Regions from separate parts of the Mus musculus genome. Here regions 1 and 3 are each linked to region 2. Evidence: chromatin loops called from intact Hi-C (ENCODE). Cell type or tissue: heart. All regions are shown on one strand. Region 1 overlaps Rtel1 (regulator of telomere elongation helicase 1). Region 2 holds the start of Col20a1 (collagen, type XX, alpha 1). Region 3 overlaps Rtel1 (regulator of telomere elongation helicase 1).

Region 1 (8,000 bases), 370 kb after region 2:
TGACATGAGCACAGCTGTGGACCTCAGGATGGAGCTTTCTCTTTTCCTGCAATACCTGAGATAGGTGGCTGAAAGAGTTAGGGCATGGGTAGACCACAAGCCTGGGTAGAAGACAAGAGGGGAGAGGAGAATCTGTTTCTTCGTTCTAGGCCAGCGAAGGGCTGGACTTCTCAGACATGAATGGTCGTGGTGTGATTGTCACGGGCCTCCCATATCCTCCACGCATGGATCCCCGTGTTGTCCTCAAGATGCAGTTCTTGGATGAGATGAGAGGCCGGAGTGGGGTTGGAGGCCAGGTGAGATACCACAGAGCTGGGTAAGCAGGGAACTTTGGGGAACAAGGACCCTAATGGCCAAAATTCTTTACTTTCCAGTGCCTCTCTGGGCAGGAATGGTACCAGCAGCAAGCATCCAGGGCTGTGAACCAGGCTATTGGGAGGGTTATTCGACACCGCCATGACTATGGGGCCATCTTCCTGTGTGACCACAGGTACAGGAAGACACTGTGGCTATGCCCATTTCTTCTCCCTTTCTAGATACAATCCTCCCCTGTAGGAAGCCTATAGCTACCTTTCTGGCCTTACCAACAGATACTACTCCTTCATTTTGAAGCTTGAATGTAGTGGCTGCAGGGCAGGGATGGCCCTTAGTTTCTGTAGTAGAGGACTTGAACTGACAGCCACTCATTCACCCTCCAGGTTCGCCTATGCTGATGCCAGGGCCCAGCTGCCCTCCTGGGTGCGCCCCTACCTTAAGGTGTATGACAACTTTGGCCATGTCATCCGAGATGTGGCCCAGTTCTTCCGTGTTGCTCAGAAAACTGTGAGCTCCAAATGCCCGGTTGACTTGCCTGTGTCCCCATAGAAGGGCTGGAATCCCTTTCTCTGGGGAGCAGTGCAAGCCTCCTTACCCTATGATTCTACAGATGCCTTTGCCAGTTCCTCAGGCTGTGACCTCAAGTGTGAGTGAGGGAGAAATTGCTCTCAAGGATGCTACATTGTCCAGCTACTCCCTCTCTACCAGGAAAGCCATGAGTTTGGATGTGCATGTGCCCAGCCTGAGGCAGAAGCCCATAGGTGTGTGGGGTTGGGTAAAAACCACATATTACAGAAGCAGTATCCTTGCTTACTGATAAGCTTTCCTGCCAACACATATTTCTTTAGGATTACCAGCTGCTGGAGACTCTGAGAGCAGCCTGTGTGGGGAGTATGAGCAGCAGACATTTTCTGCCCAGCAGAGACCTATGGGACTGCTAGCTGCCTTAGAATACAACGAGCAGAAGGCTGGGGCATCTGAGGAGCAGGTGTGAAGCGGGGTGAGGGTATCTGGCATGGACATGGACCCTTCCCAGTACATAGGTGGGCAAGTGAGACTCAGCATCACTGTACCATGCCTTATCCCCAGACCCTGGCTCCCATAGTGCCACCACCATGTCTCTTTGGTGGGTCAGTCTGGCAGTCTACTCAAAATTTAGCATTTCTACCCCTGGTATGCCCAAAGCTGGCCTTTCTCCCAGCCTGTGTTGTATGAGTGGTGTCTTGAGTTCCTTTTCCTCAGATGCCCTTTGCCCAAAAGCCTTTAAGTTCCTAGATCTGTCTTGGAGCTCCTTCCCTCCATCCCTGCTCTGACAACCAGTTACCATAAATGTGTCCTTCGTGTGGCTTTCTCACTGCTACTTGTAAACAAGGCCAAGGGGTATGACATACAAAGTCCAGAACATCAGTGTTGCCATCAGAGTCAGAGCCTGACCCTTCCCTGCATCCATTTCAAGTCTCTATTCAGGATACAGGCAAGGATCCTGGGAACCCAAAAGTATATCATAGGCGCTTTGGAAATTCTGGGTTTGGGTTGAGACCACAGCTGTGTTTCCCTCAGGCACTGGGCTCCTCCACCCCATCTCTCCGGTGCGAGAAGAGGCTGTCTACTGAGCAAAAAGGAGGAAGGAAGAAAGTCAGGCTGGTCAACCATCCGGTAAGTTAGTGTCCCTTGCAGCTAAGATAGCTGCTTGTGGGCATATGTGGGAATCTTACCTCTGGTGCCCATTGCCCCTAACCAAACAAGGGTGTGGCTAGAGTTGAGCAGCTCTGATGTTGATAACCTGGGGCCTCCAGTTCACCATTCTTCTCTAAGAAGACAATCCCACCTCCCCTTTTTTTAGTTTTGAGACAGGATCATAAAAAGGCCGGCATTGAACTTAGTATGTAATCAAGAATGACTTTGAACTCTTGATCCCCTGCCTTTACTTCCCAACTGCTGGGATTACAGGCATGTGCCGCCATACTCACTCTGCTCAGAAAACCTTTTCTTTTCTGCTAGAATCTGTCTTGACACTTAGGATTGTTTGGTTTGGGATTGATAACTGGTTGTGGTTCCCTCTACCATGATTAGCAGAGTGGCCTGGTGCTGGCTCTTTCCGAGTGTGGGCACTGATTTATCCATATAAGGAGGAACAGTGTGTTCTCAGTCTCAGATGAAACGTTTAGTTACATCCTAAGCCATTAACCCCTATGTGCTGGAAAGCCCCAAGTGTGGTGGCTTTTGTCCTTGTCCTGCTTGTAAGAAGATTCAGACAGTGTTCAGGAGGGCTGTTGCATCTGGAAGTACACTAGATGTGGAGGCCTGAGCCTGCTGATGGCTAGAAATGGTACGGATAGGAGCTGCCTAAGTCAAGCTGCCTTGGGCCCAGGGATTCCCAGAGAAAAGGCCTAGTAGGTAGGCCATGGTCCACAGAGTCTGGCCCATTAGTCACAGTATATGGCTCAGACAAATACTTCCCACAGGTTTCTATAATTCTTTATAGATCTGAGATGCACAGAAACGGGTGCAGCCTGTTGAGAAGTGTCCTCTGCTGTGGGGCCATATAGGTTCCCTATAGGTTTCTGACTGCTTTTGGTATGATCTCAGACAGGCCTGAGCGTCACCATATTACCAGACCTTGACCTTGTTTCTCTAGCAGCCCTCTACTTTTTGTCCTGGTAGATGGTTCACAGGCAGCCTGAATGGCAAGTCATTGTGCCCTGGAACCCAAAACCCTGTACTGCCTCCAAGGAAGGAGGAAAGGGCTGGCTCTGATAGGGCTCTTGATCATATTTCTTCCAGGAGGAACCAATGGCTGGCACACAGGCAGGCAGAGCCAAGATGTTCATGGTGGCTGTGAAGCAAGCACTGAGCCAAGCTAACTTTGACACCTTTACCCAGGCCCTGCAGCACTATAAGAGTTCTGATGACTTTGAAGCCCTAGTGGCCTCTCTCACCTGTCTCTTTGCTGAAGACCCCAAGAAACACACCCTGCTTAAAGGTGCCCTGGTTTTCAAAATTCTGCTATCAGGTTAACACTACAGCAGTGGAGGTGGGGCTTCTTATAGGGCCCAGGGTTGACTCTGATTCTCAGAGAAAAGGCCTAGTAGGTAGGCCATGGTCCACAGAGTCTGGTCCATCAGTCACAGTATATGGCTCAGACAACTACTTCCCACAGGTTTCTACCAGTTTGTTCGACCCCACCACAAGCAGCAGTTTGAGGACATCTGCTTCCAGCTAACAGGCCAACGATGTGGCTACCAGCCAGGTAACAACTTTCCTTTTGGAGAGCAAGCACAGTCAACTGTGGACTTTACCAGTGAGCAAGGTCCCAGGCTAGACGCTTAACCTCAGACTTGAAGGGCAGTTTACACTGGAAATGGGCTTAGTAGGCATCCCTGGGCTCTTGCTTAGCTACTTTAACCAATATTCTCCCAGATTCTGTCTGCAAAGGGTAGCACTTTTTGTTGAACTTTTAGGCATCCAAGAGACCTCCCCTAGGGAATTCATGCTAGAGGCTTGGCACCTGTCCTACTTCTCTCCTGCCTGAGCAGCTGAGCTGGCCCCTCTACTGCTGCAGTGCTTTATGGAGGGCAGGTGTGGGAGAGGGGATTTATTTATCCACAGAGCAGTACTTGTTCCAGTGCTTGATGCACGCAGGCATGGCAGAGGGAAAACTTACCCTTTGGGCTCAGTACTCATTGAGGTGTAGGTACGTATGCCCCTGAGCAGGACTCATTGGGCCCTCTTAAGACAGTCAGGTGGGTCTGATGTCAGGGTCCCCTTTCCTGTGTGAGGATTATAAGGCCTAATCTTAGGAGCATGTCTCTTCAGGAAAGAGAGAGCTGGAGTCTAAACTGACCTTGTCTGAAGGTGTAGACAGGCAGCTGGATCCTGGACAGCACCTGAACCAGGGGCAGCCTCACCTGTCTGCCCATCCAACCTCCAAAGGTACCTGGCTCCTAATAACCCCCAGTGGACTTAAAAATCCTTGAAGAGGCAGGCTGGACTGCTTGGTTCTTAAATCTATTTGTCCTGAGCAGCTAGCAGACTCTACAGAGATTCCTGGAAAGAAGTGGTGGTGGGGAACGTCCCAAGCCATTTGACACCCACTACACACCTCTCACCCTTCCAGCTCATTTTTCCAAACCAGGACACACCAGCCATTGTACAAAAGTGGGATGTGCAGTAGAAAAACCTGGCCAGCCTGCTGTGAGTGACTACCTATCTGATGTCCACAAGGCTCTGGGATCTGCAAGCTGCAACCAGCTTACGGCAGCTCTGAGGGCATACAAACAGGATGATGACCTGGACAAGGTGGTGGCTGTGGTGGCAGCACTGACCACTGCAAAACCTGAACACTTACCCTTGCTACAGAGTATGTAATCCTTGGGTGTAGGGCATAGGTTCTGGGAAGGGTGGTGAAGGCTGTCTGTGAGAAGTATGTGCAGAGCTTGAGCAGAAGTTTCCCCACAGGATTTGGCATGTTTGTGCGTCGGCATCATAAGCCTCAGTTCCTACAGACCTGTGCAGACCTAATGGGCCTGCCTACCACAGGCAAGGACTTGGAGCTCGAAGGTCCCAGAGATGAGAGCCCAACTGTGCCTCCTGAGCTTACCCATGAGGACCTGAAACCAGGTGAGGGCCCACTGGAAGACTCCTACCCTTGCCCTGTTTGTTACCCTGAGTCCACTGCACCGGGGGCTAACAGGAAGCCCATAAGTTTCTCGCACTCGTTGCTATCTTTAGGGCCCTCGATGTCCAAGAAACCTGAGAAGACCCAGAGTAAGATCTCATCCTTCTTTAGACAGAGGCCAGATGAGAGTGTGAGGTCTGATGATACCACCCCAAAGCCCATGCAACTTCCTCCTAGACTACCCCATGAGCTTATGAAGCCTCATCGGAGTAAGCAATAGGGGCTACAGTGAATGTTGGTTATGGTAGGGCACTGAACAGTGTGCTCACTTAGACCTCCTGCAACAGAATTTGTATGCCCGGCCTGTGCAACTGAGGATACAGTGCTTTTCCAGTGCCCCTCCTGTGACTTCTACCGCTGTTGGGCCTGTTGGAAACTTCAACTCCAGGTTGGGGTCTAACCCTCTCCAGCCCATCAGGCATCTCTCCAGGTGGTGGGGGCTAAGGGAGCAATGCCAAGCTTCAGTGCCTAGCAGGTATCTCCACAGGCCTCTAGACTGTGTCCGGCTTGTGGTGCTGTTAACAGGAAGCAGAGCATTACACAGGTCATCTGGCCGAAGCCCCAGTGAAGACAGATGGAGCCCTTTGCTTGCCCTGATGTGGTTAAACCCACTGCAGGTCTCATGCTTGGCTGTCCAATGAGATCTGAATCTACTTGTGAAGTTCTGAAACCTCAAATAGCCTATATTGGCATTGCACATGTACCACTGAAGGTGTAGGCTGTCCAATAAAACTAAGTTATCAGGATGGTGTCTGTATTGTGGTCTTAAACTGTGTGTCATGGCAGTGCCAAGTGTGGCACACTATCAATCCCTGCAAAAACAGGATCTCCTGTAGTTCCAGGGCAGCCAAAGCTACAGAAAGACACCTTTTTTAAAAAATATGTGGGAGGATAAAGGTCTGTTAAGATCTTTTCCAGACTTGCAGCATTCTCCATACCAGTTAGCTTTAAGCCAATAAGGAGCTTCCCTCCATCCATCCCCTGTATTGCCCCTTTCATCAGCTAGACACCATTGTGTCCCCACACCAACTATGCACAATTCTGTAGCTTAACCCTCTAGAACACAGCTCCTACTGCAGTGTCAGCTCATCCACAGGGAGCATGAGCATACCACACCACCCACAATCGCTTGTTGCTGCTGCCTAGGCTACTTAACACACGTAGGCTTCTGCCTAGAATGTATGCTTTGCTCACCTTGTGCTTGCATGTGGTGAGACTACGGGAGCTTGGGATTGTAGGGGGATCTCAAGTATTCCCTGACACTGCCTCTTCCACCCACTTTATCAAGCCCCTAACAGCTGGAATACTCAGTGGGGACAGTGCTACCCTCACTAGGATTGCTCGGCCCTCACCTGGGCTTGGCTTTTACCATGTCCAGGTCCTCCTCTGAGAACCAACCAACAGATTTGTAGCTTGTGGACAAGGTCAAGGCCCTGGATAGGCAGCTCCCATATGTGTTAGCCTAAAGGCGATGTTGCTTTTTGATGCTGAAAAGCAGGCAACCCAGTTTCTGAGAGGCCCTCTTTACCTTTTATAATGAAGGGGCTCAGGAGCTGCTCTTTGAATAGGGCCATGTCCCTTGTTTCCATGGGCATTCTGTTCCTGCTTTTCCCATTACCATGTCTAATTTTTAGGGACTTCTCTCTCCTTAACTCTTTAAACTGACCAATCCCTGTCATCCTCAGTAGGAACTGAGGAATAGGAACATACCATCACAGACTTTGTAACACCCCAGGATATTTCCTTTCAAGGGCTGTGCTGGCTGCAGCAGGCACCAGGAGAACAGTGACACTGTAAGCCCTGTAGCCTTATAGTTGTAGCTTTGACAGGAGTGCTCTAACTTTAGTGAAGTTCAGGACCAGGCACCATTGCCACAATTGTTTCAGTTGCTGATGAAGGGTAGGCTGCCCCAGCTATAGAGGTGCTTATGTACAGATTTCCTTGTGACTGGCTAACTCTTTACTGCACACAGGACTTTATTCTACGCTTGCAGTCAATGTCACCCCAACTTTAGACTTCTTCATATTTACTTTTTATAAAGCTAATCATTTCAGCAAAACAATTACTCTCAAGTTGTGGGAAGCTTTCATCCCACTATGCTTCCAAGCCAGCAAGCTCCACACCAGGATGACCACCACCCATAGGAAGGACTATCTGTTCCCTGTCCACCATAAGGTGTCCCAAGGGTCACCCCATGGAACCCTTATTTTCCAGTGTTGACAAAACTGAGTAAAGATGGCCAGAAAGACACCAGTGATATCTTGTACCCTCTGCTAGAGGATATCCCCTTAGCTTGACCATTTTTTAAGCAACCTACTCTTAATTCCCAGGAGGGTCCTCTAGGAATGATTCAACCAAGCTCCTAGACACCTATGTGCAGGACAGTTCCTTGAATCAGTATCTATCCCCTCCTGATTTTAACTTCTCCATTGCCCCTCCCAGGCCCCCATGGGGAGGTTGACCTGACTTGGACAAGGAGCCACTAGATTTTTCTTGAACCGGTGGCTTAGCCACAACTCCAAACCTCCCTGAAGAGAACCCTACTCAGAAGGTACTCCAGAAGAGCAGGTTCTGGCTATAACTGCTAGCCTGGACAATAGGGAACCACCATCTAACTGATTGAAGGGATGGTTAGACAGGCAGCCTTTATTTTAAACATTGTCCTGACCACATGATGAAAATTTTAACCCAGTAGGTCTAGTGGGCATGGCCAGTCCCAGCATAGCTGCTGCCTCCCCAGGAACCTGCACCTTACATGGAACATATACCTCACACACATCTGGAGATATAGTGAAATCTGTGTCCTTGGGATACCACACAACCTGTATATGGGTGTACTGAAACACACACCAGTAAGATCAGCTCTCTCCTTAGGAGATAAAAGCAGACTGAGAATGAGTTAATAAGGGAACTTAGGCTTCCCAGGCAGGTCTACTGAACCCTGTTCTGAGAGTGTATCAGAACCTAGTAGAAAACTCAGTGTGATGCCCACCTGTAATCCCCACAG
Region 2 (8,000 bases):
GGGAGTTGGCAGTAAGGGATGGCGTGATGTCACTACTTTCTTCTCTGGGAAAGCCGAAGACTCTTCAGACAGGTAGTCCACGTCCTCACCCCAGGCCCTGGGTCCCTTGGGCTCCCTGAGAGAGAGCTGGTGGCCTGGCCCGTCACCCTCTGCCCCGTGTGGTACACCCAGTTCTTTATTAGAGGCACAGTGACTGCCCTCTCACCCCCACCACCAGGGCTCCTCTTTCCTAGCACCCTAGCAAACACGCTGCAGTTTGAGTGATGATGGGAATGAGGTAGCAAGAGACGATCCCTCCCTTCCAAGAAGCTGCTTGTCCTCAGTACCTGGTTGGAGCCTTACAAGGCCAAGTCTCGGTCCTTCACCTGCTGGGCTACTCTGACTGCAAGGGTGGCTAAGAAGCACCAGGAAAGGCAGCAGCTTCTTCCTAGCCAGGAAGAGAGCATAGAGCTGTTACAGGCATTTGGCTACACCTTGGTCAAATGTGGGCTGGGCATTTGAAGCAATGAGTGGGTCTTGTTCTAGAGAGCCCCTGAGACTTGAGCAGATTGGGCAGCTTGAGGAATACAGACAGCACAAGTATCTTTCTGTGACAACTATTGAGATTTTGTCCTTTCTCAAAAATTTTTGATAGACCCTTAGAGGGCCACAGCTACCAGAACAGCAGTGGAGACAACTCTCAGAACAGCAACATAGACCAGAGCTTCTGGGAGACCTTTGGGAGTGCTGAGCCCCCCAAGGCCAAGTCCCCAAGCAGTGACAGCTGGACCTGTGCAGATGCTTCAACAGGGAGGAGGAGCTCGGACAGCTGGGACGTTTGGGGCTCAGGTTCCGCATCCAACAACAAGAACAGCAATAGCGATGGCTGGGAGAGTTGGGAGGGAGCCAGTGGGGAGGGCAGGGCAAAGGCCACCAAGAAGGCAGCCCCATCCACGGCTGATGAGGGCTGGGACAACCAGAACTGGTAGGAGCCTAGCACCCTAGCCCAGCCCTGCTGGGGACCGCTGTGTTTGCACTTTGCCCTTCTTGTTCCTCCTGCATTTGACCTCAGTGTGAAGACAGTGGCTCAGGCAGGACTTGAGTTGGTGCTGCCTGCCTGGTGTGGGGTGGCTTTCTCTTAGACCTCAGGGGACGTGTCATCCACCTGCCTCTTGGGTCCTCTGAGCAGCCCTCCTGGACTCTGGGTTCTTGGGACCCAGGCATTGTCTCTGCAGCCCTAGCACAGCCTGGGACTGCAGCCCTGTGCAATGTCAGCCAAGTCAGACATCTGCTTTCCTTGAAATGTCTTTTTAAACTTGAAAGGTCTGCTAGTTCTTTCTTCTTGAAGAAAGTGCCTGGAGCCTTAAAGCTGGAAATGAGATGACAAAAGCAATACTGGAGCTCACACTGCCACCGACACCCTCACCTAAGTCCACAGCCTGTGTGGCCTGTGCTGTGAAACTCACCTTGTGACCCTCCGCCTTTCCTGCATCAGCCTGTCCAGCCCTCAGTTAAATGGGACAAACTCTCCACAGATGGCCACACAAAGCAGACTGGGCTCTGGTCCTCCTTGGACACCTGATTTGAACTTGGCCAGCCCTGGACAGCTCAGAAATGAGGAAAGGAGAGTAAAGGGGCCGGGAGCATTTCCTACGTATCTGCCGCTCCCACCTGGTACAGGGGAGCCTGAGCATGGAGGGGGTGCTCAGGGGCCAACTGCCACTGCCAGGGTCAAGCATCTTAATGGGGACCCTCCATCCGGGCAGAGCACCTGTTAGTATTTGCCATGCATTGTGTCTGTGACAGCCCAGGCCTTCTCCCAGCCTGTTCAGGCTGCTCAGAGCACACTTGGTTGTGTCTCCCTCAGCATGCAGCTGTCCTTCCCCACTTATCGCCATGTGGATTTTGTGGAACACTGCAGTTGAGACCCATGTGTTATCAGTGGTTGGTGTGACAGCCGCCCCCTCCTAGGATTCCGTGACTGCTGTGTGCTGTGGCTGGAGAGACCAGCTGGGGTCTCTGTCTCCTTAAACCCACTCCTGTCTGACCCTCAGTTTGACCAGCAGTGCATGACCTGAAGTTCTGTGGTTTGTGTGTCTGTCATGTTTGCTCCTACTTTCTAATGTTGAGCTGTCTGGGCCCTAATTTTCCAGTGCTTGCTTCACCCCCCGCCTCCCCCATGGGGATTCATGGTTCTCTGCTGAACTGGTAGGGCTTAAGTTTGGGGAATCCTCTGGGATTGCTTTGTCCTCAAGTGGACATGACACTACTCAGTAGTCATGTAACAGGACATCTCCGAGCTAGGGAAGCAAGGGAGAAGATACCCAGGACTTGTGCCTGATAGAGTAACCACTGATAGATGACATCATAGGTCAGAGACTTGGGGTTGTTGAGTACACAGAAAGTCAGGAGTCAAGGAAGTCTGAACATGGAAGAAGAACCTCACTGAAACTGGAATATCCCCAGAATGAAGGAGTCCTTGATTTGGTGGACATAAGGTGATAAAAGGGGAATGAAATCTATTGGTTCTGGTCCAGGAAGCTGCCTGCCTCAGGTCATTTGGGAGTGGCAAATAGCCCTAGCTACAAACAGGTTTCTGGTGCTATGTTGAGTACAGGAGCTGCATGTTTTGAGGCTTGTTTTTAACATAATCCAGAGCCCTCTATACCACGTTTCTAATCCCTTAAAGGACAGGATAAGTAAAGCCCAGGGCAAGGTTCTAGGTATGGCCTTTGTCTGCTGCTTGCAGCCTGTATGTAGGGAACTTGTCAGACTATATTCTATAAACATAAGGCCTGGAGAGCCCTTCCCTTGGATATATGTAAACAAACACATGGCAGGGACAGCTTGGGCTTCAGGGAGGCCTGGTTAGACTTAAGTCAGACATTGTCGGCCTAGGTGACCTGGCAAGAGGCTGAGCAGCCTTGGATGTCTGTGGTTAGTCATGTAGTTAGGAGGTGAGAAAGGAGTGGTATCTTGGAGTGGCTCTTGGCTGTGGCTTGAGTGGATAGCCTTTCCTGGGCCATGTTCATGGCCTGGGTGGTAGGCTTATCTCCAGAGACTCCACATCCTTGGGGCAAGTCATAGCTTGGCCTCTTGTCTTCTATCCTGGCTTTGGCCCAGGGATGTCCAGTGGGATAGTATGGAGCCTCCTGTATGTGGCCTGCAGAGGGGTTTGTCTGTGGGCAGCACTAAAGGACCAAGGAGTTCTGATACCTTATGCTGCCTGGAAATGCCCTGGGAGCCCTTGTACCAGCCCAACGGTCTGCTTCCTCTGTACCTAGCAATGGCAGGATTTTCTAGGAGCAGGCCTATAACACTACTCCTTCCTGAGCCTTTCCAGCCTGCATGGGTCAGGCAAACTCTGTCTCCCACCAAGTGTCCTGGGTGGAGTTAGTGCTTGTTTGGCTGAAATTGATGTGGGCCTCTGGCCAGCTGTTGAAGTGTGGGTTTTAGCATCAAGGGATTCTGGGCAGGCAAGATTCTATCAGTCTCAAGTCAGGCTTCACTCCAGACTTCCTGCCCCAAATGGCCAGACCAGACACAGAGGTCAGCCCCTTTCCTTTGAAACCATTAAGACAATATCCTGAGTGTCTGCTCCCCCATCATCACATTTGCCCACTTAAATTGTTACTCCCATGTTAGTATCCCCTACTGTCAGGCTGTGGTCAGGAGGGAGGTGAGCAGGCTCCAGGGCACTCTGTTCTGACTTAGTTTGCAGGGGGTTATGACGTGGATCTCAGAGCGTGGGGATGGGTGTACACATGCCATTGCTAGGTACAGGGAAAGCAGAACCGCGGGGCTGGTACACGGGCTGCCAGGGCATTTCTAGGTAGCAGGAGGTAGAAAGTACAGGGTAGTCCACCTGAGACAGACAGTGCACAGAGGAGTACTGAGCTGTGCGTGGATACACACAGGTATTTCAAGATTCCTGTGAGCTACGGCCACAGATGCATGTACTCAGAGATTACAACTTTATCTGACTGTGGGAGGATCTATAGGGACTGTGACCCTAGATCTCACATCATGGTTTGGAGGCCATGTGTAATTGAAGACCAAACTGACGCTGCACTGGACCCATGGGAACCCGAGTGGCTGGGTCATGAGCCATGCCTTCAAGTGGGAGTAGGGGGCCTTTTATCCCTGGCCTGGTCTACTGGGCCACCTTGCCGAGAGTTACAGGGTGAGACCGTGGGGTTTTCAAGATGGATCACGAGAGCTTCATTGAGAGCAGAGCTTTCCCAACCTACACAGGCAGGAGCAGCTCAGGAAGGTGTAAGTAGTGTGGGCATGGGCCTGCTCCTAGTTCTAGTGTGAACAGGAAGGAAGGGAATGGAGGTTGCAGACCCCAGCCCCAGCCCCTAGTGATTGGTAGTCTAAATGGTCCTTCCCCCAAATAGGCTGGTCAGAGGCTCTCAATGCCCAGCACCCAGGGCTACACACACTGGCCTTTATTCTCAAGAAGCCTCTCTGTGGGACAGACTTGCAGTCCCCCACTACCCCTGGTGGGATTCCCAGAAGAGTGTGAAATGGGTCCTTTGTGCTGGGACCACCATCTCATTCTTGAAAACAAGCCCCAAGCAGCAGAAGATAAAAGGGAGGGGAAAAGACTTTAGGGCGGGCCTAGTGGTGACATCAGGGAAGGGAACCTTTTCTAAGTTCCAGCTTTGTCACAGCAAGACCAAGAGGCATTGGAAAGTGAGGAACACTATCCTTGGAGCAGGAGGTTAGTGACTCATTTATGGCCCTGGGGCTGGGTGCATGAGGGGGCTTACCAGAGAATCCACTGGGGAGAGACTGGGAAAAGTGATAAGGCCCCACAAGTTGAGGGACTCAAGTGTAGCCTGGAGACCTGAGCATCTTCTCCAGATCCTATGAGGGTTTCAGAAGACACTTGGAACTAAGGACATACAAAAAGGGCTGGTGGGCAGCAGAGGGGAACTTATGTCCATCAGCTGTGACCACCCTGGCCATGAAGTAGGGAGGGGTCTGGCTTCAGAGTGAGTCCAGAAGGCAGGGCCATTTCTGTGGCACTTCATAGGCAGATGGAGCAGTGGTCCATAGCACTGACACCTTAGTTTAAATCTTCTGGATGGGTGCATATATACACTCTAGAGCAGTGGTCCTCAATTTTCCTAATGCTGTGGCCCTTTAAAAAGTTCCGCATGTTGTGGTGACCCTCAATCATGAAATTATTTTTGTTGCTACCTCATAACTATGGTTTTACTACTATTATGAATCATAATGTAAAAATCTGTGTTTTCCAATAATCTTTGGTAATCCCTATGAAAGGGTCATTAGATGTCCCTTCCCCTACCCCAACACACACAAAGGGGTCACAACTCCCAGGTTAACTACTGTTCTAGGGTGTATCAGCCTGTAGCCTTCCTACTGGCCTTGGCTCTGCTCACAGAGCTGGCTTCTCTGCAGAGGTAACCTTGAGTATACAGGAAATGCAGGTGCTTTGTTCAGGGCTGGGGTGGGGATCCTGGGTTCCTCGGGCTCACGAATTCCAGGCTGGGTCATGCTTGTGTTCCCACCTCCAAAGTGCTACCCTGAGGTGGTGGACTCTACCCTATTGGCCTCTCTTTCAAGCATTATCTCCCAACTTCAGAGAGGACTCAAGGGTTCCCCAATACTTTTCATCCCTACTGTGCCTACTTCTGCTATAATCAGAATTTGGCCTCACATGTCCCTTCTGCTTGAGAGCAAGCCACCGAATGTGATGACCTTGATGGTATGAATCTATCCAAACCAATCTCAGACACCATGTGGGGCTGCTGGGGCCTCACGGTTTTGTTACTCTGGTGATCCCCACTGTGTCTATCGATTGTGGGTGTGAATACCAGAAGGGGCATGGGCAGTGCTCCCCCATTCAGGGAGAATTGGCTCCCTGCAGAGGGTACTTGAGCACACTAGGAGATTTTGTAGCTGAGGGTCCTTTGTTCAGTGGGATGCCTTAGTATGGCTTCAGTCTTCATCAACATCTCCATAATGACAAGTTGTAGGCCTCTGGGCTTCACTTATGTCTGTAGGGACATCCTGCTGGTCCATGGGAATGGATGCAGAACAAGCTTTCTTGTCAGGGAGGCGGGTAAGACAGTTCCTTAAGTGGTGAAGGGCTTTGACCTCTCCTCCCACAGGCTGTGCAGTATGAGCCTCCAAGGCTCCTACCAACACTTCTGCCTCTGGATGTTCTTGGGCACCACGTTGGCACTGGGGCAGGGACAAGGTAAGGAGGCAATGCCCCCACTGCCTGCAAGAGGAACTCTGCTACAAGCCTCTGACTTGCCATCACAGGCATTTTCCTGTAGTAAATGCCAGCCTGAGAGCTGTTCTAGCAACAGGCAAGCTGGTAGAGCAGAGAAGAGAACCCTCCCTCTTGCCTTGACCTTGTGGTACTTCAGCCTTGCTTAGGGAGGCTTTTTTTGCCTAAGTTATTTCAAGATTACTGGCATTCTCCAAATTTGATCCTTTATCTATGCCTTGCATAGTTATTCTGTAAAATTTTCAATCTGGTTTCATATACTACACACATGGCTTAATAGAGATCAATATTCCTGCCTCTTCACTCCCAAGGAAAAAAGCCTTCCTACTCTGTCTTAGAAGGGTAGTTTATCTCTCTTCTCTGTACATGTCTTGGGGCAAGAGTTTCCATCTGGTCCCTTCCTATTTGGCTATTCCAGGCAGGCTCCCCCTGGGAAAGTCTCTCGTAGTATTTCTATGACCTCCAAGGGATGTGCACAGGACTTGGGGAGGATCTGTGTTGCAGACTCCTTCCTGTGGAGCTGCTGGCTCAGGTGGGTCCCTGGAAGGCATGTTTCTGTGTGCCCATAGCCTTCACACTCATGACTACATCTAGCTCCCAGGAACAATATAGTATATTCCTCATGATACCTGACTGGTCTGGATCTGTTTCTCATCCAAGTTAAAAACATATCTTCCTACCACTACTATCCACAGCACTGTTGGTGGTTCCAACTCAGTGTTTGCCTGGAACCCATCAGACTTCATTTCCCAGCCTGTCCTCTTATCCAAGGGGGTGACTTCCACATGACAGAGTCCTTCAGCTCCCTTTGTTCAGACAGTGGAACCCCAAGGTGGGGCTCATAGGCTGAGGTTTCAATTGGAAGGAAGGCTTTGCTGTATGAACAACTTAGAGTGATTCTGTAAGACCCACAAATCCTGTTCCCCCAGCTCAGGTCTCAGCATGACAGGCTGCCCATGCATGGCTGGGATGGGCTGGGGCCTCAGAGACCAGCTGAGAGGTGAGCTGAGGTTAGGGAGGGGAACATGTGCCTGTACTGTCTGAGATAGTTCTAAAAGCTCCTAACACACTGAGGGGGAAAAAAAACAGAAGGCTCTTTATGGGCAAGAGTGGGGACCCATGCTCACAGCTGGCCTTTCAGAACCCCCACCTCATCCTGACACATTCCTGCCTTTCAATAGGTCACGGTCAGAGCGGCCGAGCCCATCCGGAAAGAGTTCATTCTGAATGGGTCATTGTGTCTATCCCAGGCACTCTCAGTCTTTGCCTATCTCTCTGTGCCCCAGCACATGGTGAGGAGTCTAGAAGAGGCCTCTGTCCCCATTTTCCAAAAATAGCTTCTGCAACAGAGTCCGGAAGCTTCTTGGGGGGTCAGCACAGGCCCTATGGTCCCTCCGCCCCCCCATTGACCATGGGTTCCCCCTCCTTCATGACAGGATTGCCCTGTCTTTGTTTCTTTTCCCTTTGTGGCAAAATGTGGATAAAAGCAACTTATGGGGAAAGGGGTTACTTTAGTTCATGGGTCAGGGTATAATATTCATGGCAGGGAAGCCAAGGTGCACCAGTCACACCAAATCTACCATCAGAAAGCAAAACGGAGTGAACGATAGTGCTCAACTCACTACCCTAGTTTCTTATAGCCCCTGCCGAGGGAATAGCCCCATCTACAATTAAAATGCGTTTCTCCACATTGCTGACGTCAGTTAACAAAACCAAGATAATCCCCCACAGGCATCCTCAGAGTCTGATATCC
Region 3 (8,000 bases), 360 kb after region 2:
AAGATAAAGCAGTGTGTGTGGGGGGCGCGGGGGGGTGTCTTGGGCTACTTGCCTTCTCTCTGAACTGTTTTGTTCCCCTGAGTTCTAACCTTTACAGGTATTCCAGGTTACTACCAAATAATCCAGATCTACCAGTCTGACCTGGGCTCTGGTGTGCTTGTTTGGCCTTCTTTACTTATACCTGAAGGCCCTGCCAAAGCCTCCCCTCTTCCTGCGGCTTCTGTTGCCCCCTCCCCATTTCTTTCCAAGGCTTTTAGAGTTGCTACCCAGAGTTATTGCCTTCAAACACACAGGACCTGCATTCAGGTCACCCCTAATTGTGGTCCCTTGCCTACACACCTGTCTTTTCCTTGTTAGTGATTCTTATGACAGTAATCCACTGTCCTCTGCCTGCTAGGAAACCACTACAGGGAGAAGCCTCTCACTTCCAGTTTTAACCTCCTTGAAGTACTCAGCAATTATTTCTGCATGCAGGAAATTCAAAGGTTACTCCTTGTAGGTTCCCAGAAACTACAGTCTTGTATCCTCTCAGTCTCAAGTTTCTGTTCTGTTTGGCAGCTATATCTTCGAGCTGTTTGCTGAAGCTCAAATAACATTTCAAACCAAAGGCTGCATTTTGGAATCACTGGACCAGATAATCCAGCACCTGGCAGGCCGTGAGTCTCGGGTTGCCCATATGGAGCATGAGGGGCTAATGGCTTTGATATAGACGAACATCACAGCAGGACTTACTGTTCCATGTCCAGCAGTCAGCACTTGGCCATCAGTGTCAGCAGGTTGCTATCATGCCTTCCTTATGAACAGGAATCTAGTCTACAAAGCTCCCCCACCAGCCTACCCTTCATGTTTGTTTCATGCTCACCCTAACCCTGAGGGGTACTGAAGAGTGAACCAAGGCTCTCACTCATGGTTGCTCTGTCGTTTGATTCACATCCCCAGCCCTTGGTTTTCTGGGACAGGTTTTTGCTGGCTTTGATCTTGATCCTCTTGACTTTGTCTCTAGAGCGCTAAAATTTCAGGGGTGGCCACTGGGCCCAGCTGGCTTTCTCTTTCTGATTGAGACACAGGGTCAGTAGTGACACTTGGCCAACCATTATGTTCTTTTCATCTTTGCTGCATGTGGTTTCTTACTATAGTATTTTCTAGTTAGTTCCCTTTTAGGGAGAAATGTCAGCGACTTTGGACTTAGTGAGATGTGGGCCTCACTGGCTTCTCCCTCTTGCTACTTACTATACCTGAGTTCTGCTGAGTTTAGGAGATCAAGTTTCCAAAGGGCAGTGTCCTTATGGGCTGTTACTCTGTTGATGGCAGTGAGATGTGCACTGTCCCATGCAATGCTATATGCTGTGCATTGAGGATAGCAGCCACCTTCCCCCATATCATTTCACTAAATGACCAAATCATTGTTTTGGAAGTCTATAGTCCTTAGGGGAGATTTCCCTAGCTGCGCTTCCTTAGCACATCCTGTCCCTGATATTGGTTATGGGTAGGCTGGTTGCTTCAGCAGACGTGAGACAGAGCTAAGTGAGGCAGTGATGGCTCCTGGCGATGTGGGATTCAGCGTCTCTTCTGCTGTGTGCTCCACAGGTACTGGTGTGTTCACCAACACGGCTGGGTTGCAGAAGCTTATGGACATTATCCAGGTAGGAGACTGCTTTTAACTGTTGGGGGTCTCTGTTTCTGGAAGTGACAACAGAGGCTTCAGGGAATGGACAAAGGTCCTCATATCACATGTCTAAAACCCTAAGCATCTTACTTTGACCTGAATGTAGTGTTGGCCTCAGTGGGCGTTGTTAACAGAGGGCAGATCTGGCCTTTTTTTTTTTTTTTGGCTATTTGGTGGCCAGATAAATCCAGAGTGGTATTTTAAGACCAAGATCCTGTGAAGAGTGAAGTCAGGAGCTATTTGGAATTCATTTTTCCCCTTTGGGGCTGGGCAGGGCTTCCTTGTTGATAGGAGCTCCAGCTAGATTTAGATTGGGAGAAATCTAGAGACAAATGGCTTGAGTATCTTCTCAAAGGAAAGGCAAATGGGTCCTAAAAATGCCATGGTCTGTGTATCCGAAATAGAAGGAGGTATAGGAGGGATGGCTGTGGTGCCACTGTCAGAGACAAAGTTGGACTCCTTTCACCTCATCAGGTCTCTTCCTGCTTCTCACTGTGTTGTTTTGGGGTCATCTCTCTCTTGTCTGTGTGACATGCAGTTGTCCTCGGGTATAGAACACATATGTCTTAGTGCAGCTATGTTCTCTGCTCTAGTGCGCCAGCCGTCCTGACCAGGTAGTTGAGGGTGATCCTGGTGGTGAGGCCTCTGGGCAGCTTCGACTTTGCTTAGCCTTTCTAAGGTTTGTTGTTTTGTTGGTATTTTTGGTTTTGCCTTTTTTTTTTTTTAATCATTTTTTATATTACTGGGTATTTTTGCTTGAATGCATGTATGTTTAGCACATGTGTACCTGGTACCTGTGGGGCCCAGAAGACAGGGTCAGATCCACCATATGAGTGATAAGAATCAAATTTGAAAGAACAGTCAGTGCTCTTAACTGGTGGGCCATCCTTCAAGTACACCCCCACCTTGCTTAAGTTTTAATAGTGCGTCTTAAGATTCCTGGCTGGGGGTCAGGTATAGTAATGCTTGCCTCTAAGACCAAGCACTTGGGAGGCAGAGGTGGACAGATCTCTGAATTCAAGCCCAGCCTGGTCTGCATAGTAAGATCTGTGCTACATAGTGAGATCCTCTTTATTTTTTTTAATGTTCCTGGATGACAACTGTTGATCCTTAGAAAAACTGAGGCACAGCCAGTCCCTTCATCTATGGTGCTGTGTGAAGCCACCAGTTTGCTTCTACCCACGCTATAACTCCGGACCACGTGGGGTTATGACTAGTGAGCAGAAAGTGCCTTGGTTTTGTAATCACGAAGCAAATCCTCTTACTGGAGAGGCAGACTGTGAATGCTTGAGACCTCCGTGGGTCTGATTATGATGTAGCTGGGCCACAATGAGGGCATGGGGCCAAGTGTACATGTGATAGGAAAGGTATGAGCTCAGGCCTGCTCCCTCTCAGCCAGCTTTGTGATAAGGAACATAGTAGTCTCAGCCTTCCACTCCATGAGTGGAGAGTTGACTGAAAGACTGCAGATGTTTGGTAGGATGAGGAAGGTTTTGGCACCCGATTGTCCTGGCAGACTTGGCTCCCTCCTACATGAACTTCTCCAGAGGCATATTAGGTAGGCATCTTGCTTCCTAGGATGGTGGTCTATCCATGACTATTGAGTCTATGACTTCTTGTTGTCTGGGGCCCCTGTACCACCCACAGCTGGGCCATTTAGCCATTATGGAGTATGCTTTGTCCCCAGTGCAAGAAGCCTTGGTCCTACTAAGCAAATTGGTTTCTGCTGACCAGCAGGGCCTTTCATCAGAAACACCTTCCAAGAATCTACTCTACTCTTCCCATGTGGGCTCATCCTCAACTACAGGGACAGAGGAGGCACTGTTATTCCCAGACCTAGAGGGCTCCAGTGAGCAGGACAACCTCTCTCCTCCTCAGAACACTATTCTCTACTCTGTTTATAAAGGAGATACTTTCCTTATCCATGCTTTTGGAACCCAGACTTTGTTGCCCAGTGGTTTGCAATTTCTTTGGCAAGTGCTCCAAAGGCTCCTAGTACCTTCCCTACCCCACTCTGGTATTGTGCGAGCTAGATCCTTGCTAGCAAGCTGCTCAGCAGCAGAACAAATGACTGGTGAGTTGCTTATCTCACAGCTGCTTCTTGCATAACCAAAGGTGCCAAGAGTTTTTGTCAGGATGTGGGAATGTGCACAGAAAAACAACTAGCCAGTCAGATTTTGTCAGGCCAGAGAAGGGTCAGCCAGAAGTAGAGTTTGTGGCTCCTAGATTGGAATCCCCCCCCCCCCCCCAGCCCCCTTTGCTCATCTCAGTCACACATGTAGTGAGCATTCATCTTACACACATTCACATATACCTGCATATGTAAATGTACTCACACTCTAGAGTCAGGTTTTCCTCTTATCACATACCATTTTGCTAAGTTGGGGGAACTAGTCTCTTAGTCAGCTGGAATTCTTTTTTTTTCCCCCCAAAGATTTATTTATTACTATAAATGAGTACACTGTTGCTGTCTTTACACATACCAGAAGAGGGTGTCAGATCTCATTAGATCTCATTACGGGTGGTTGTGAGCCACCATGTGGTTGTTGGGATTTGAACTCAGGACCTCTGGAAGAGCAGTCAGTACTCTTACCTGCTGAGCCATCTTGTCAGCCCCCAGCTGGAATTCTTTTGTTTTTGTTTTTGTTTTTGTTTTTTTCGAGACAGGGTTTCTCTGTGTAGCCTTGGCTGTCCTGGAACTCACTTTGTAGACCAGGCTGGCCTCGAACTCAGAGATCCGCCTGCCTCTGCCTCCCAAGTGCTGGGATTAAAGGTGTGCGCCACCACGCCCGGCTCGAATTTTTATATTTTCTTTTGAAACATTTAAACATTACCTCAATTCTTTTTTTGTTTTTGTTTTTGATTTTTTTTTCAAGACAGGGTTTCTCTGTGTATCCCTGGCTGTCCTGGAACTCACTTTGTAGACCAGGCTGGCCTCGAAGTCAGAAATCCACCTGCAGGCCGGGCGTCGTGGTGCACGCCTTTAATCCCAGCACTTGGGAGCCAGAGGCAGGTGGATCTCTGAGTTCGAGGCCAGCCTGGTCTACAAAGTGAGTTCCAGGACAGCCAGGGATACACAGAGAAACCCTGTCTCAAAAAAAAAAAAAAAAACCCAAAAACCAAACAAACAAAAAAGAAATCCACCTGCCTCTGCCTCCCAAGTGCTGGGATTAAAGGCGTGCACCACCACCGCCGGGCTGGAATTCTTATTGATTCATTTTCCTTCTGTCTCCCACAGACCTGTCTGATGTTTAAGACCAGGTGATGAGTCACCCACCCTGAGTTTTTTTTGTTTTGTTTGAGACAGGGTTTCTCTGTGTAGCCCTGGCTGTCTTGGAACTCCCTTGGTAGGCCAGACTGTCCTCGAACTCAGAAATTTGCCTGCCTCTGCCTCCCAAGTGCTGGGATTAAAGGTGTGCGCCACCACTTCCCGGCCCTGAGATTTCTTTTATTCTTTAAGTGTAAGGTTTTTTTTTTTTTTAAGATTTATTTATTTTATATATGTGAGCATGCTGTCACTCTCTTCAGACACACCAGGAGAGGCCATTGGATCCTATTACAGATGTATATGAGCCACCATGTGGTTGCTGGAGATGAACTCAGTACCCCTGGAAGAGCATCAGTGCTCTTAATCACTGAGCCATCGCTCCGGGCAAATTAAAAAAAATTTTTTTTGTGTGTATTCTTGGAGAAATACATGACTCTCATGAAATCAGGGAGCCCTGCTCATCCCTCACATGGCCAGTTTAGGTCGTGGTATGTGAGGGTGTTTCTAAACACTCATGCAAGGCCAAGGCCCAGGGAAGAGTGGTTCAGACAACTTCTCTTTCCTCTCCCAGGTTGTGTCAGGTGGGGATGAGAACAATGAAGGCAGCTCAGGAGGTTCAGGGCAGCAGCAGATGATGATGTCCTAAAAGACCAGAAGTCTAGGCAGACACAGAAAAGTCCTGCGAGAACACAGTGCCATGCTCACACAACCCAGCTGGAACACAGTGCCTGGAGGCTTTCACACACGCTGTGAGGGACTTCTATCACAGCAGAACCCTGGAATGAGAGTTTGGGGTTATCAGTTTAGTTGGAGATGAGCAGGGAAGCACAGTTAAAGAGGATCTGCCTGGTAAGAAAGACCAAAAGCGGTGACAAGCTACCTTTGCGAGGCAGGAGATGTATGCAAAGAGAAACTCTTGAGGGAAGTCAGAATCACCTGTTTCCAACCTGTCTTTCTGTTATCTCATTTAACTCTTTACCCTGTGGTTATGGTGGTGTTTCCTTGTGTTTCTTGTTGGTTTGGAGGCTTTGTGAGTCCTGTGTGTTTACCCTGTATGATGGACATATCTTCCGCCTACCTTTTCTGCCTGTTGGTAGCTCAGGTAAAAGGTTTTCTTGCTTCTGGAGGCTTGGTTGCGTTGGCTCATGCTGCCTAACGCACACCTGGTTTCCTTTGGTTCTTGAAGTCTTCTGTAGAGTTTTGTGGGTTTGTGTAGGGGCTGAGCATCTACCCACCACCCCTTCCTAGGAGGGGCTAAGGTGTCTGCTTTTACCTGGCTTTTCATTCTCTAGTCTCTTGCTGCTGCTGCTGTTGTATTGCTTTACTACTTACCTGTCAAGGTTTCGGTAAGCTCTGATTCAGTTAGAATAAACTCCTTTTTGTTTTCATAGACTGTCTTGGTATTTCCTCTGTCAGGTGGAATTTTGGGATTAGCCTTTTCCTAGACTTTAAGAACCTTGCCAGCTGGGCGTGGTGGCTCACGCCTTTAATCCCAGCACTCAGGAGGCAGAGACAGGCGGATTTCTGAGTTCAAAGCCAGCCTGGTCTACAAAGTGAGTTCCAGAACAGCCAGAGCTACACAGAGAAACCCTGTCTCGAAAAACCATTAAAAAAAAAAAAAAGAACCTTGCCACAATCTTAAATATTGAATTACTAGAGTAGCACTAATAGGCACTGAAGGAAGAGTAAACTGAGTTAGTCGGTAAGGCTGCATCCTGGCTGCACCGGTGGCTCTGAGAGGGAGGCCCAAGAGAGAGGAACATGAGGGGTAAGCTACTGCCCCTCGGCCAAGTGAGACAAGTGGAGAGCATCTGTCTCAGTAGAGGGCTGACTTAGAGAAGGATGAAGTAGCCTCGGGCTCTTGGATGCTGGGCTAAGAGGCTTTAGTTGTCATCTCATTATGAAGATGTGTTCTCAACCCAGGCTCCCTTTCCTTTTGCTCTGCTGCTGTGCCTTTCAGATTGTGTTCAGCGTGGACCCTCCGGAAGGCAGCCCTGGTTCTCTGGTGGGGCTGGGTATCTCACATTCCTATAAGGTGAGAGCAGCTTTCAGGATGTGGGCAAGTCTAAAGGTTTCACAGACCAGTGGGGCAGGGTTGCTGTAGGACCTGGGCAGGCACATGTGTATGTTTGTCCTTCCAGGTACACATACACCCTGAAACCAGCCACCGGAGAGCAGCTAAGCGGTCAGATGCCTGGAGTACCACTGCATCCAGGAAACAAGGTACAAATCTTCACTGCAGGAAACTCTACCCTGCTCAACCTTTGCACAATAATAACATCACATCTGGAGTCATGCCCACTGAAAGCCAGAGACAGGAAGCACTTTTATCCACCCAGAGACACCTACTAGGGCAGTGGCAGAACCCAGGCTCTGCAAGGCCTCCCCTCCCTGACTTAGGGTATATTATTATTAATCATTATCGTCATTATTATTATTATTTTGTTTTTTCAAGATAGGGTTTCTCTGTTTAGCCCTGACTGTCCTAGAACTCCCTCTGTAGGCTAACTGGCCTTGAACTCAGAGATCTACCTGTCTCTGCCTCCTAGGTTCTGACACACCTGGTTCAATACACTTCTTTTTAAATATAAATTTTTAATTTTGTGTGTTTGTTTTTGTTTTTGTGTTTTGACAAGATCTTACTACGTAACCCTTATTGGCCTGGAATTAGATCTGTAGGCCAGGCTGGCCTCAGACTCACAGAGATCTTGCTAGGCTTGAAGGTGTGCACTGTCACACTCGGCTCAGGATGTGCTTCTTTAGGTTAAGTCACCTTAGCTTTGACCTGTATGGCTTTCATCCTCTTAGCCAGTGCCATAGCACTAGAGTCATGTCTGAAGAGCAGGTAGCTGACGCTATTGCTTACAGTGAGCTTGGTGTGAATTTCTACCTCTCATAAACTCTCTAGGGTTCAGCTGTTTCTTATACCTTAAGAGTGGTACCAATGCTACTGGGGATGCTGTGCAGATGGTAAGGGGCCTTTGAGCACTCTCTACATTGGTATTATAGTATTGAGATCTTGACTGCAGTCTCCCCCACCTACCCTATGTAGAATTTAGCCTCAGC

What was found. A loop is a pair of places that touch in the nucleus more often than their neighbours do. Peaks named below come from ENCODE experiments on the same cell type or tissue, not always from the same donor. Only the 100,000 strongest peaks of a DNase experiment are listed, where the experiment ranks them.
Region 1: it touches region 2 in a loop (2.6-fold over the local background); 2 of 42 quality-filtered maps call a loop at or near these places.
Region 3: a loop joins it to region 2, with 2.5 times the contacts of the local background. A loop is called at or near these places in 3 of 42 quality-filtered maps.

Annotation. Positions count from the first base shown.
Region 1 is chr2:181,350,878-181,358,877 of GRCm38, forward strand. Rtel1 (regulator of telomere elongation helicase 1) reads left to right here. Exons shown (of 34, transcript NM_001001882.3): 23 at 150-296; 24 at 375-490; 25 at 699-822; 26 at 926-1,076; 27 at 1,164-1,303; 28 at 1,876-1,971; 29 at 3,100-3,298; 30 at 3,476-3,565; 31 at 4,132-4,248; 32 at 4,433-4,675; 33 at 4,774-4,935; 34 at 5,047-5,739. The coding sequence ends at 5,213. It overlaps Arfrp1 (ADP-ribosylation factor related protein 1), which reads right to left. Exons shown (of 8, transcript NM_029702.4): 8 at 6,813-8,000. Among named protein-coding and RNA genes, the nearest start is that of Arfrp1, 11 kb to the right of the region's middle. In heart, no CTCF peak of the experiment used is centred here; no DNase peak of the experiment used is centred here.
Region 2 is chr2:180,980,403-180,988,402 of GRCm38, forward strand. It overlaps Arfgap1 (ADP-ribosylation factor GTPase activating protein 1), which reads left to right. Exons shown (of 14, transcript NM_145760.3): 13 at 1-72; 14 at 635-2,122. The coding sequence ends at 968. Col20a1 (collagen, type XX, alpha 1) reads left to right here and starts at 6,133. Exons shown (of 36, transcript NM_028518.1): 1 at 6,133-6,211. The coding sequence starts at 6,133. In heart, no CTCF peak of the experiment used is centred here; no DNase peak of the experiment used is centred here; H3K27ac peaks cover 737 bases.
Region 3 is chr2:181,339,938-181,347,937 of GRCm38, forward strand. It overlaps Rtel1 (regulator of telomere elongation helicase 1), which reads left to right. Exons shown (of 34, transcript NM_001001882.3): 13 at 559-656; 14 at 1,588-1,643; 15 at 6,895-6,969; 16 at 7,076-7,157. Among named protein-coding and RNA genes, the nearest start is that of Arfrp1, 21 kb to the right of the region's middle. In heart, no CTCF peak of the experiment used is centred here; a DNase peak (open chromatin) is centred at 3,034.